2 separate regions of the Homo sapiens genome follow, and region 1 is linked to region 2. The links are chromatin contacts, found by Hi-C or POLR2A ChIA-PET in ENCODE. All regions are on one chromosome and are shown on one strand. Each heading gives the region's core, a stretch centred on a gene start or an enhancer-like site at or near the end of the contact. The rest is flanking DNA. Distances are from core to core; before and after follow the strand shown.

What was found. A loop is a pair of places that touch in the nucleus more often than their neighbours do. ChIA-PET counts read pairs that join two places held with the same protein, here RNA polymerase II (POLR2A). Pooled maps may share reads with other maps.
Region 1: a loop to region 2 is called in a map of PC-9, with 10 times the contacts of the local background. The contact joins the promoter of CAMK2G here to the promoter of SYNPO2L-AS1 in region 2. A Hi-C loop is called at or near these places in 3 of 168 maps with a recorded cell type or tissue (K562, PC-3 and PC-9), 6 of 37 single-sample maps with no recorded cell type and 15 of 50 pooled maps. POLR2A ChIA-PET finds 5 or more read pairs at or near these places in 2 of 52 experiments (BJ and K562).

Annotation. Positions count from the first base shown.
Region 1 is chr10:73,871,246-73,876,894 of GRCh38, forward strand. It overlaps CAMK2G (calcium/calmodulin dependent protein kinase II gamma), which reads right to left and starts at 3,310. Exons shown (of 23, transcript NM_001367534.1): 1 at 3,152-3,310; 2 at 1,744-1,838. The coding sequence starts at 3,216. RefSeq lists silencers at 2,703-2,762, 3,023-3,192, 3,253-3,412, 3,423-3,702 and an enhancer at 3,923-4,032.
Region 2 is chr10:73,652,058-73,657,379 of GRCh38, forward strand. It overlaps SYNPO2L-AS1 (SYNPO2L antisense RNA 1), which reads left to right and starts at 1,982. Exons shown (of 3, transcript NR_187519.1): 1 at 1,982-2,249. SYNPO2L (synaptopodin 2 like) reads right to left here and starts at 3,972. Exons shown (of 4, transcript NM_001114133.3): 1 at 3,761-3,972; 2 at 2,072-2,223; 3 at 1,082-1,596. The coding sequence starts at 3,865. RefSeq lists a silencer at 3,914-4,208.

The DNA of each region.
Region 1 (5,649 bases), core at 2,060-4,559, 220 kb after region 2:
GGTTAAAAGGAGGTGAGGAAGGGAAAGGGAGGCTATCACACAGGTCATGGAAATTTACGCAGGTAGGGAAGGAGTAGGAAATGAAAGCCCCAGTCAGGCAGCTGCAGGAAGTCACCACATCACCTATCCTCACATCCCAGAATTCGGCTCCCAGCCATCTCTCCTTCTCTTACCCATGGGTCAGAGGACACTGGTGAGATGAAGAGAGCAAAGCATTGCATCATCAACTGGAGACACCAGATGCCAGCCCTGTTTCTGATGCACCAGGGCTCTGCTGTGTGGGCAAGAGAGGTATCCAGCCTCAAGCCATTGTTCCTGCCTGCACCTTCCATCCTTGGCCAGAGGATGTCTGCCAGAGAGCCCAGCCCCTGTTGTCCCCCCCACCCCCACTCCAGGGTATCTGACTGCCCACATATCTCTATGGCAACCATCCTCAGACTCAAGGTACCCAGAGAGAAAGAAAACAAACAAGTCCAACTTTATAGGCAATGTACACGAACAGCAAGAGATGGAGCTGGATGGGAGTCAGCAATTAGTGCCCTACTAGAGGGATGGAGAGAGAGTCCCCAGTCAGGGAGTGGACACGGCCCTGCTAAACAGGTCCCAGAACAACTGCCAACACGACAGAAGCCCGTGGAATTGTAGAGCTTCTCTAAGCATTTGGGACATCTATTATGTCTCTTATCCCAGAGAAACCCGTGTCATTATTGGCCAAAGCCCATGTCTTCCCCAGGGCATGTGTCCTGGCTCCTAATATATTTATGGCATCCTACTGCCCAGCCCTAATTCCTTTCTCTGAGTTTCACAACCTTTGTCCCCCAGCTGCACCCTGCAGCCCTCCGAGATCTGACCTCTGTACTCACCAGACCTGTTCCCAGAGCACTTCACACATTGCTGGGTCTACACCTATCAGATGAGGTGAGTTTGGCAAGTACCCAATAGGAAGTTCAGAGAGTGTAGGTTCAAGGTGTGAAAGACAGGCCCTGACCCTCCAAGCCTCAGGTACTTGGGAGGATCTCGCAAGTGAGGCCCCAAGGCCTTGGCCTTTATGCTCCTCAGACTCGGAGGCAGTGCAGTTCCTGCCCAAACCGGGCCTTTGGGATTTCTAGACCATGAGGCATCACCCTCCACCCAGGACAGACTACATCTGCTGCTGCACCACCAACTTTGTAATTTGATCAAAAAAGCAATCAAGTTCATCTGGCAGAATTTGTTCCTGAGAAGCCCTCGCCAGTAGCAGCCTCCCCTGATGTTTACAGATTCCCTTCCCTTGGGAGTCTGTTCTGCCGCCTGGTGGGCAGGGGAGGCTGGCTTTGTCAGAGCTGCTCACTTACTGCATTTCCATCCTAAGTCACCACTGGGGCACAGGGACCAGGAAAGGCCTGCAGTAGCCACCACTGCCCCAAAGGGAGAGGCTCCAAATGCCCCAAATTAAGAGCTCCCCATTCTGTACCACCCACTACCCCCATATCCTCCACCTCCCTGAAGACCGAACTCCCTTGAGCCTTTGGGGGCCACTGCAGCTACTTGCATCTCTTCCTTCATTCTTTTGTACCTGGGCGCTTCCAGTCCCCCATGCAACTCCTTTTCTGGCTTCAGCCTGACACAAAGTCCAACCAGTCTGAAATTCCAACTCCTCTCCAAGTGCTAAAACGCACAACCCCCAATTCCTGGGGCTTCCTCAAAAGAAACCATGGCCCCTGGAGGCACCCTCAGGAAGAGGTCAAGACAGGGAACACTCACCCCGGGCAGACAACTTCTTGGTATTGATGATTTTTGCTGCGTACTCCTGCGTGGAGGTTTTCTTCACACACCTGCGGACCACAGAGAAAGCACCCCTGGAGGGAGAAGGGGAAAAGAACTGGGACACGGAGCAGGGCAGAGTGACACAGACACACTTCAAGTCTGGGGACGATGATGCTCCCACCACCAGACCTCTAGTCACACTCACGTACATGCACACACACCGGCGCTGTGACCACCACCATCCAACATGAGGCAAAAGGACGCGGCCACCGCAGGACACTGAACAGATGTGGGTGGCGTGCCGCGCTCCCACCCCCTCATCCAGTCCCTGGGCAAGGCAACAGCCTCCACCTCAGGCTGCACATCAGGAGCGGGTGGGCGATGCTGAAAACACACACCTGCTGCATCTCAGACAGCCCTGCGGTCCCGGCCAAGAGAACCAGGGCAGAAGGGAGCAGAGAGACCCTGCCCTTCTCTCAGCAGGAACAGTTGAAGGTCGGGGAAGGAAAGATTAAAAAGAGGGTATCATCCCCTGAAAGAGAAATCTCCCTCAACCATGGGGCAAAGTGAGGCTCAAACCCCCCCACAGCCGGTTTCATCTCACTGCATCCCGGCTCAACTGACAGCAAGGGAAGAGAGGACACAGTCAGACATCAAGAACTCCCCTTCCCATGCTATTTTCCTTGACGTCCCCGTCAAACGGGAGCTCGCACTCTGAGCTCTGGAAACGTCTGGGGGGGCGGGCGGGGCGGGGGCTGCAGTGGCCGGGCTCGGCGCCGCGGGTGGGGGTGGGGGGCCGGGGCTGCTGCAGCGGCCAGCTCAGTGCGGAGGGGAGGGGGATGCTGAGGCTGCGGCGCGGCTCCCGGGACCACTGCAGGGGTGGGGGGAGGGGACGGGGGTGCCGCAGCACTGCCCAGCCGCGGGGCTGGGAGCCTGGAGCGGCACCCGCGGGGGGCGGGGCCGGGCGCCAAACAGCCCCCCCACGCCCGGGCTCCGCAGCAGAGCTAGGGCTGCAGGGCTGGGGAGGGTCCTGAGTGCGAGGCGCGTGGGACCTGGGTTCAGGGTGCGGAGTGAGCAACCGGGCAGCGTTGGGAGGTGGTCGGGAGGGGGGCGCCTGAAGGGTGCGGAGGGGCGGGGCTGGAGGGCACCCGGGAGCGGTCCGGGGTCTGCGGTGTCCGCGGCGGCGCGTGGGGAGCAGCGGCCCCGCCAGTTGCTGCAGGGCGCGGAGGGGGATGCGGGGCAGTGCGCGGGGGGCGCGGGGACCGAAGGCGGCGGGCGGGAAAGGCGGGGGTGGGGCGGCCGAGGGGGAGCCGCAGCGGCCGGTGCAGGGCCGGGGGGCGGGGCGAGAAGCCGCATAGCTCCCGGGCGGCAGGGCAGGCAGGGGACCGCGGCGGGCGGGCCGTACTTGCCAAGCTCCTCGAAGAGCTGGTAGTCGTCGGTGAAACGGGTGCAGGTGGCGGTGGTGGCCATGCTGGCGGGCGGGCGGACGCGGCGGTGCAGCCCGCGCCGACGTCGGTGCACAGTCACCGCCGCCCGGCCGAGGGAGCAAGAGGAGGAGACGGGGCTGAGCCCGGCAGCACCGCGAGACTTTACCGGGGAGAGCGAGGGAGGGAGGGACACCCCCGCGCCGCCCGCCCCGCCCCGCCCCCAGGCCCCGCCAGTCCCCCCCCCCGCCCGGCCCCCGGCCCGCCCCCGGGGAGGGGCCTCCCGCCGCCGGCCCCGCCCCGCCCCGGAGCCGCCCTCGCTGGGCCAGGCGCGCGGGGCAGCCGAGGGGAGGGGGTCCCCGCTCCGGGCCACCTGTCTGGGCAGACGGAGCTGGAAGGTTCGCGACTTATGGGCTTGTCCCGGGGCGGACCCCGCGCGGGCTCGGGAACGTGCATGCGAGGGTGCATGTGTTAGGAGTGTAGGAGTCTGGACCACTGACCTCTCTGGACGGGTCCTACACGCGGGTCCCGAGCCCCCAACCGGGCTCCTAGCACGTGGGGAGAGAGCCAAGGTCAAGGAGCCTGTGCCAGGCTGCACGCCCGGGAGGCGCCCCCAGCCTGCGCAGAGCCAGCTGCCAGCCGCCTTCCCTCTGGGAGCTGACAGTCTAGACTTGCGCAAGCACCAGGGCCATTATTAGAAAGAAACCCTTCAGGCGCGGGTTGATCAGGGAGACCAGGCCAGGGGCAAGGATACAGGTAGGACTCTGCCTTCCTGCACCATAACTGCAGAGATGAAAGAGTATTCTCTATCCGGCCAGAAATGAAAGGGGTGAAGTAGGAAGACTTGAAAAGGCTTTGTGCAGTGGGGGCTAGAAGAGAAAGTGGAAGAAAGGGGAAATCCCCATTTTCTTGCAAGGCACCCTCGTACTTTTATTTTCTGGCACCTACCACATTTTGTAGTGATGCATTGACTGGTATAAGGGGCAGTAGAGCTATCTCATAGCTGTCTAAGCGTGAACTTGCATCAAACTGCCTGGATTGGATTTCTAGGCAACTCACTGATCAGCTCTGTGACCTGGGGTAAGTCACTGAATCTTTTTTTTGAGACGGAGTCTTGCGCTGTTGCCCGGGCTGGAGTGCAGTGGTGCGATCTTGGCTCACTGCAGCCTCCACCTCCTGGGTTCAAGCGATTCTCCTGCCTCAGCCTCCCGAGTAGCTGGGATTATGGGCGCGCGCCACCACGCTCGGCTAATTTTTTTGTATTTTTAGTACAGACGGGGCTTCATTATGTTGTAGTAATGAAGTATGTATGTAGTACATACATGAAGTAATGAAGTATGTATGTAGTACAGAGGTGGCTTCATGAGCCACCTCGCCCGGCTGGGAACAATAATATTACCTACCTCATAGGCCTGTCAGCATTAAATGGTCTAAGGCACTTAGAATAGTACTTGGTGCCTAATTAGAACTACATTTGCTGGGCCGGGCGTGGTGGCTCATACCTGTAATCCCAGCACTTTGGGAGGCTGAGGCGGGTGGATCATGAGGTCAGGAGTTCGAGACCAGCCTGGCCAACATGGTGAAATCCTGTCTCTACTAAAAATACAAAAACTAGCTTCCCGCTGAATTGTAGGCTCCAATAAAGCGGGGCCTCTGCACCTTTTGTTCACCATTGTACACTCAGCCCCTGACCCTCAGTAAATATTTGTGGGATGGCAGAGGGAGATACCATCCCTTCTCCTGTCCCCACCATCACAAGTTGGTGGGACAGAGGCACATAACTGTCTTGATGGGGGACAAACAGGCTGGGCAGGTTCCTGACCTGCCTGGGCAGCTGTCCCCTGAGGCTGAGGCCAGCCCCAACTGGGCAGGGTGGAGCTCAGCCAGAGGCTGCCACTCAGTCTTGATTACAGCAGGACGCCCACTGGGAGTCGGGTCTCCCTCGCCAGCAGGCTCGCTCTGCCAGAGGAGGGGGCTGAGAGGTGTCCCAGCCTCCCAAGCTGCCTCCCTGAGGGGTGGGTGGGGCAGAGCTCTCCAGGAGTGCTCCCCTCCTGTCCTGACCCAACAGCCCTGAGAGCTGCTTTGGGAACCAGACTGCCCAGTAGGGGTGATTAGGGAATGGGAGGGCATGAAGCCCTAAAGGAAAAGCATTAGCAGTTCTCTTGGGAGAAGGGTAGAGAGGGCCAAGGGAAAGGGTAGCAGTGCCAGAGCACCATGCCCTACCCCTCCCCAGGGCAACAGGAGGTAAAGTGGAGAGTAAGGCCACTTCCTATCTCAAAGCACCTGGGTGAGAGCCAGGTCCCAAGTCCCAGTGTGGGGTAGGGCAATGAGATTGCATACATGGGGATGCCAGTAAGTGTTGAGTTTCTGTCATCCATCTCCAAAGCAGAAGCAACTTTGAATATCAGTTGATCATCAATGTGCCCTTCCTAAGTGCTCAAGGCAACTTGCTTCCTGACCTCCAGGCTGATACTTGAAA
Region 2 (5,322 bases), core at 732-3,231:
CTCTATCTCAAAAAAAAAAAAAAAAAAAAAAAACCAGAAAAAAAAAAGAACCCCTGTAGCTTTGACCCACTTTTATTTATTAATTTTTATTATTTATTTATTTATTTATTTTTAAGACAGGGTCTTGGTCTGTTGCTCACGCTGGAGTGCAGTGGCGCAAACATGGCTCACTGCAGCCCAAACCTCTCAGGCTCAAGCAATCCTCTTGCCTCAGCCTCCCAAGTAGCTGGGACCATAGACATGTGCCACAGTGTTTGGCTAATTTTAAAATTTTTACTGGAGACGAAGTCTCACGATGTTGTCCAGGCTGGTCTCAAACTCCTGGCTTCTGCCGGGCATGGTGGCTCACGCCTGTAATCCCAGCACTTTGGGAGGCCGAGGTAGGCATATCACCTGAGGTCAGGAGTTCGAGACCAGCCTGACCAGTATGGTGAAACCCCATCTCTACTAAAAATACAAAAAATTAGCCAGGTGTGGTGGCGGGTGCCTATAATCCCAGCTACTCGGGAGGCAGAGGCTGGAGAATCGCTTGAACCCGGGAGGCGGAGGTTGCAATGAGCCAAGATCACGCCATTGCATTCCAGCCTAGGCACAAGAGCCAAACTCCATCTCAAAAAAACAAAAAACAAAACAAAACAAAAATCCTGCGTTCATGCTATCCTCCCACCTCAGCCTCCCAAAGTGCTTGGATTACAGGTATGAGCCACCTTGCCCCGCCTTCAACCTGCTTTTAAATACTCCCCTGTCCTGTGTCTGTACTCTGCTTTCACCCAATCATGACACACAATAACAATTATCACCACCACCAAACCCTTCATCTATTTGTGTCCCTTTCCAATTTCCCTACTTACCCTGTTCCTGGGTTGAACTGAATCACCTTACCCTTTTGCCACATTGGTTCAAACAGCAAAAATAATGGTGGCCATGAGAATAATTATGCTCCCCTTCTACTCATTACCCCTCCTGTCCCCAAGACTGTATCCAAGGGTCCCAAGGTAGGGAGAATGTACGGCTATAGAAGGCTGGATTTAAGGCTCAGATTGAAGGATCCTGGCTGGGGAAAAGGGGTTCAGGCACTCACTGGCTTGCTTGGCCTTCTGGGTGTAGGTGGTAGTAAGATCTTCTGCCACTGGGTGGGGAACAGGCCCCACCATAGGGATGAGATGAGGACCAGGTCGGAGGGGGCCATGGGGTAACAGCAGAGCCTCAGCTGGGGGTGGCTGAAGGGCTGCCCCATCCTCCCAAGACGGGGAGCTCACACGGCTGTCACCCTGGCTGGGAGGGCCAGGGATAGTAGGTGCTGGCTCTGCAGGGCTGTCAGACAGGTAGACCTCATCAGGTGGGGCACCCGGAGGGGTGGGCCTTGTGGGGCCTCGGCGGCGAGGTCGACGGGGCTTCTCCTGGGTGGCAGGGCCATCAGCATCACTGTCAGTCTCTCCGTAGTAAGCCTCACTATCAGGAGGTGAACGAAGGCTCCCAGGCTGAAGAGGCTGAGGAACTGGAGCACCAGGGGGCTCAGGACTTAGTGGAGATAAGGGTGACAGCACCTGAAGCTCATGGGGAGATGGAGATTGCACAGGACCCTCGTCTGCTAACCTGGATAGGAAAGATGACAGAGCTTGAGAGATGGGCTGGGTACTGACAGCTAGAGAGATCTGGAAGGGATGGAGGGAAGAGGTAAGGGGGAGGGAAGAGGTAAGGGAGAGAGAAGGCTGTCATACAGTTGGAATGGGTGGGCCGGGAAGAGTGGAGATATGAAGACAAACTGGGAGGCAAATGTGCTTGAAGGGCTGTGAGTGGAAATAGGCTTAGAGGAAGATGTAATGAGGAGGAAACAGGCCAGGGGTTGAAGTAGGCTCATCAGTCAAATACCCACTGACATCCCCATCCCTTAATTGCAGATACATTCAAGCCCTCTGGGAGGCAGACACAAACCATCTGCACTCCAGCAGAAACGCACGAGCAGAAATAGGTACCTGTTAGTTGCTAAAGCCAGGCCAGTGAGACATAGAGCTGAGACAGGCAATGGGAGCCCTGGATTAGGGGAAGAGAAGAGGAGAGAGGTCCATACCGCTGCACAGTGAGGACAAGCTGATTTCCTGAGGCATCGATGAGGCTCATGGCACTGGCATGGGAGAGGTTGGTGCAAGAGACCCCATTGATTGCCAAGAGCTGGTCCCTCTCTCGGAGTCCTGCTCTGCCAGCCTGGCTCCGTCTTCGAATCTGAGATGTTGAAGGAGACACTGTAGGTAAGAGGGGGCTCCAAAGGGAATAGAATGAAAGGAAAAGATGGGAAGGACCCACAGGAGGGGATTTTACTTTGCAGGGTAAGAAGGGTGGGGAGATGCATGGAAGTGGCTGCAGTTGAAGTGGCCTGTCTAGAGGGAAGAAAGTATACAGACTGGAGAAAGAAATACATCATATGGTGGGAAATAGGGTAACCATTGAATGAAAGAGGCTTGGGAAGAACTGCATGGGGTAGGTAACTAGAAATGGTGGTTATTGGCTGGGTGCAGTGGCTCACGCCTGTAAGCCCAGTGCTTTGGGAGGCCTAGGTGGGTGGATCACTTGAGATCAGGAGTTTGAGACCAGCCTGGCCAATGGGTGAAACGCTGTCTCTACTAAAAGTACAAAAATCAGCTGGCCGTGGTGGTGTGCGCCTGTAATCCCAGATACTTGGGAGGCTGAGGCAGGAGAATTGCTTGAACCCAGGAAGCAGAGGTTGCAGTGAGCCATCATGTCACTGCACTCCAGCCTGGGCAACAGAGTAAGACTCTGTCGCAAAAAAAAAGAAAAGAAAAAAAACGGAAAGAAATGGTGATTATCTCCACAAGCTTTTTCTCCAAGGGCAATATCTATATTGGCTGGTAATTCTCTACTAGGCCTTGTAACCCCAGGCGCCATTACACAGTCAAGATTTTAGAACAGTACTCCAGGTTGGAGGGAGTCCAGCGGTATTCTGGGAGATTGTGATTATTTGGGTATATGTGTGCCATGTATACACACAAATGTATATATGCCAAAGTAATAATAGTAGTAGTGGCTACCATTTATTGAGTTCTTACTAAGTGTTGGGCACTGTGCTACATGTATTATTGCATTTAATCCTTAGAATGGTTCCATGAAGTAGGTACAGGTACTATTATTACCCACATTTTACAGTTCGGAAAACTAAGCCTGTAGGGTGAAACCAAAAGGATAATGACTTCATCTGTGAGGCCAGATCTTGCCATAACCCTCCTAGCACCTAAAAAAGTCTTGCCTAGTGAGAGAAAGGATCTGACCTAGGGAAAGAGCACTGAAGGCATGGGCAGGGCAGGGTGAGGCAGGGTAGGGCTGGGCTGGGCTAGGCTGTTCGAGGCAGTTTCAGTTCATCACATATCAGTTTAGTCAGAGAGAAATTAGAACCTTCCCCGTATTTCTGGAGTTTGGAGTAGAGGCACATACCCAAGAGAACAAACACTGGATGACCAGAGCTGGGCCTCTGATACCACAGTGCTGCAGGGAACTGAAGCAGAGCCTTTCCTTTTCCTCTGCTCCCTGGAAACCGCGAATTCTCTTTTCTAATAGACCCCCACAGGAAGCCTGTGGTCAGACGCTACTCCCACTATGAGACTTGAGCATACTTCCCTGCCCACCACCCACCCCATCTTCACAGCCTCCCACCCCCCCAACCCCCGCCATATGCCACCACACATCTCTTCCCAGGATCCCTTGGGTTCCCTTTCCCTGAAGCCTCATTTCAGGGGCTCTCCCTTACCTTAGACACCTGTAACGGTTTCCTCTGCTCGGCCCCCCCATGAAGTCGGAAGCCCCAGGGGGCTCCCCCTGATAGTGTGACCAGCACCTCCTCCTCAGCACCCATCGCTCAGCTTGGCCTATGGCCCCCGGAGTTTGAACAGTGTCCCCAGGAGAGAAGTTGAGGTGCTCGAACCCCGTCTGGGCTTCCTGTCCGGCTGTCCTGCTCCTGCTGCCCCAGGCCTCCCCCCCACACCACACACCACAGGCAGGCAACTTGGCCCTGGGATCATTACAGTCCAGCACACATGTCCCGTCAATCGCAGATGTGCTCAAAATAGATGCCGCTTGTACTCCCCTCCCTCCCCCTTCTGTGTTACTCCTAGAGCTAATTATAGTACAAACTTCTGCCCTCCATGTTCCCAATTCTCCTGCATGGGCCTTTTATTCAGGACTCAGAATACAAACTCTCTGGGCTCTATAACCAATGTACACCCTTTCAGGAACTGTGCCTTCTCTAATAGGACCATGGGCTAATCTCAACTGCTTTCCTCCAAAGACCCTTTCAAAGTGGCAGCAGCAGGGGCTTCAATTCCATAGCTGGCAAAGAATGGCTGGGCTTGCTCCAAGATCCCAGGAAAGAATGCACTCTCGCTATATAAATTTATCTGTTAATTAATAAATGGTGGGCCAGGCATGGTGGCTCACGCCTGTAATCCTAGCACTTTGGGAGGCCAAGGTGGGTGGATTGCTTGAGTCCAGGAATTTGAGACCAGCCTGGGCAACATCGTGAGATGGCCCCCCATCTCTATTTTCTTATTATTAAAAAAAGTTAAAAAAAAAAACCAAAAAACTATAGGCTGGGCACGGTGGCTCACACCTGTAAACCCAGCACTTTGGGACCAAGGTGGGCGGATCACGAGGTCAGGAGATTGAGACCATCCTGGCTAACACGAGGAAACCCCGTCTCTACTACAAATACAAAAAATTAGCTGGGCTTGGTGGCAGACGCCTGTAGTCCCAGCTACTCTGGAGGCTGAGGCAGGAGAATGGCGTGAACCCGCGAGGCAGAGCTTGTGGTGAGCCGAGGTCGTGCCACTGCACTCCAGCCTGGGTGACAGAGCGAGACTCCGTCTCAAAAAAAAAAAAAAAACAAACAAACAAACAAAAAACTATAAAAAAACAAATTACCTATTGCAATACATACGTGGTCATGGAAAGGTGTGTAGGTGTGCATAAACATACCAACCCATGTTAATACAATCTCTACTTGTCTCTAGGTTTCCATTACGAGAATGTCTCTGTTACAAGGCATAACATTATGGTGCTATAACTGTGATTATCAAAGGCTACAGAGTTTCATAAAATAGCTGCCCACCTAGTGTATGCTAAATACCGTTTGCCTTGGCATATGCCTCTATGTCCTAGAAACACTTGGGCTGGGTGCAGTGGCTCATGCCTATAATCCCAGCACTTTGAGAGGCTGAGGCAGGTGGATTGCTTGAGCCCAGGAGTTCAAGACCAGCCTGGATAACATGGTGAGACCCTGTTTCTACAAAAAAATACAAAAAAATTTAGCCAGGC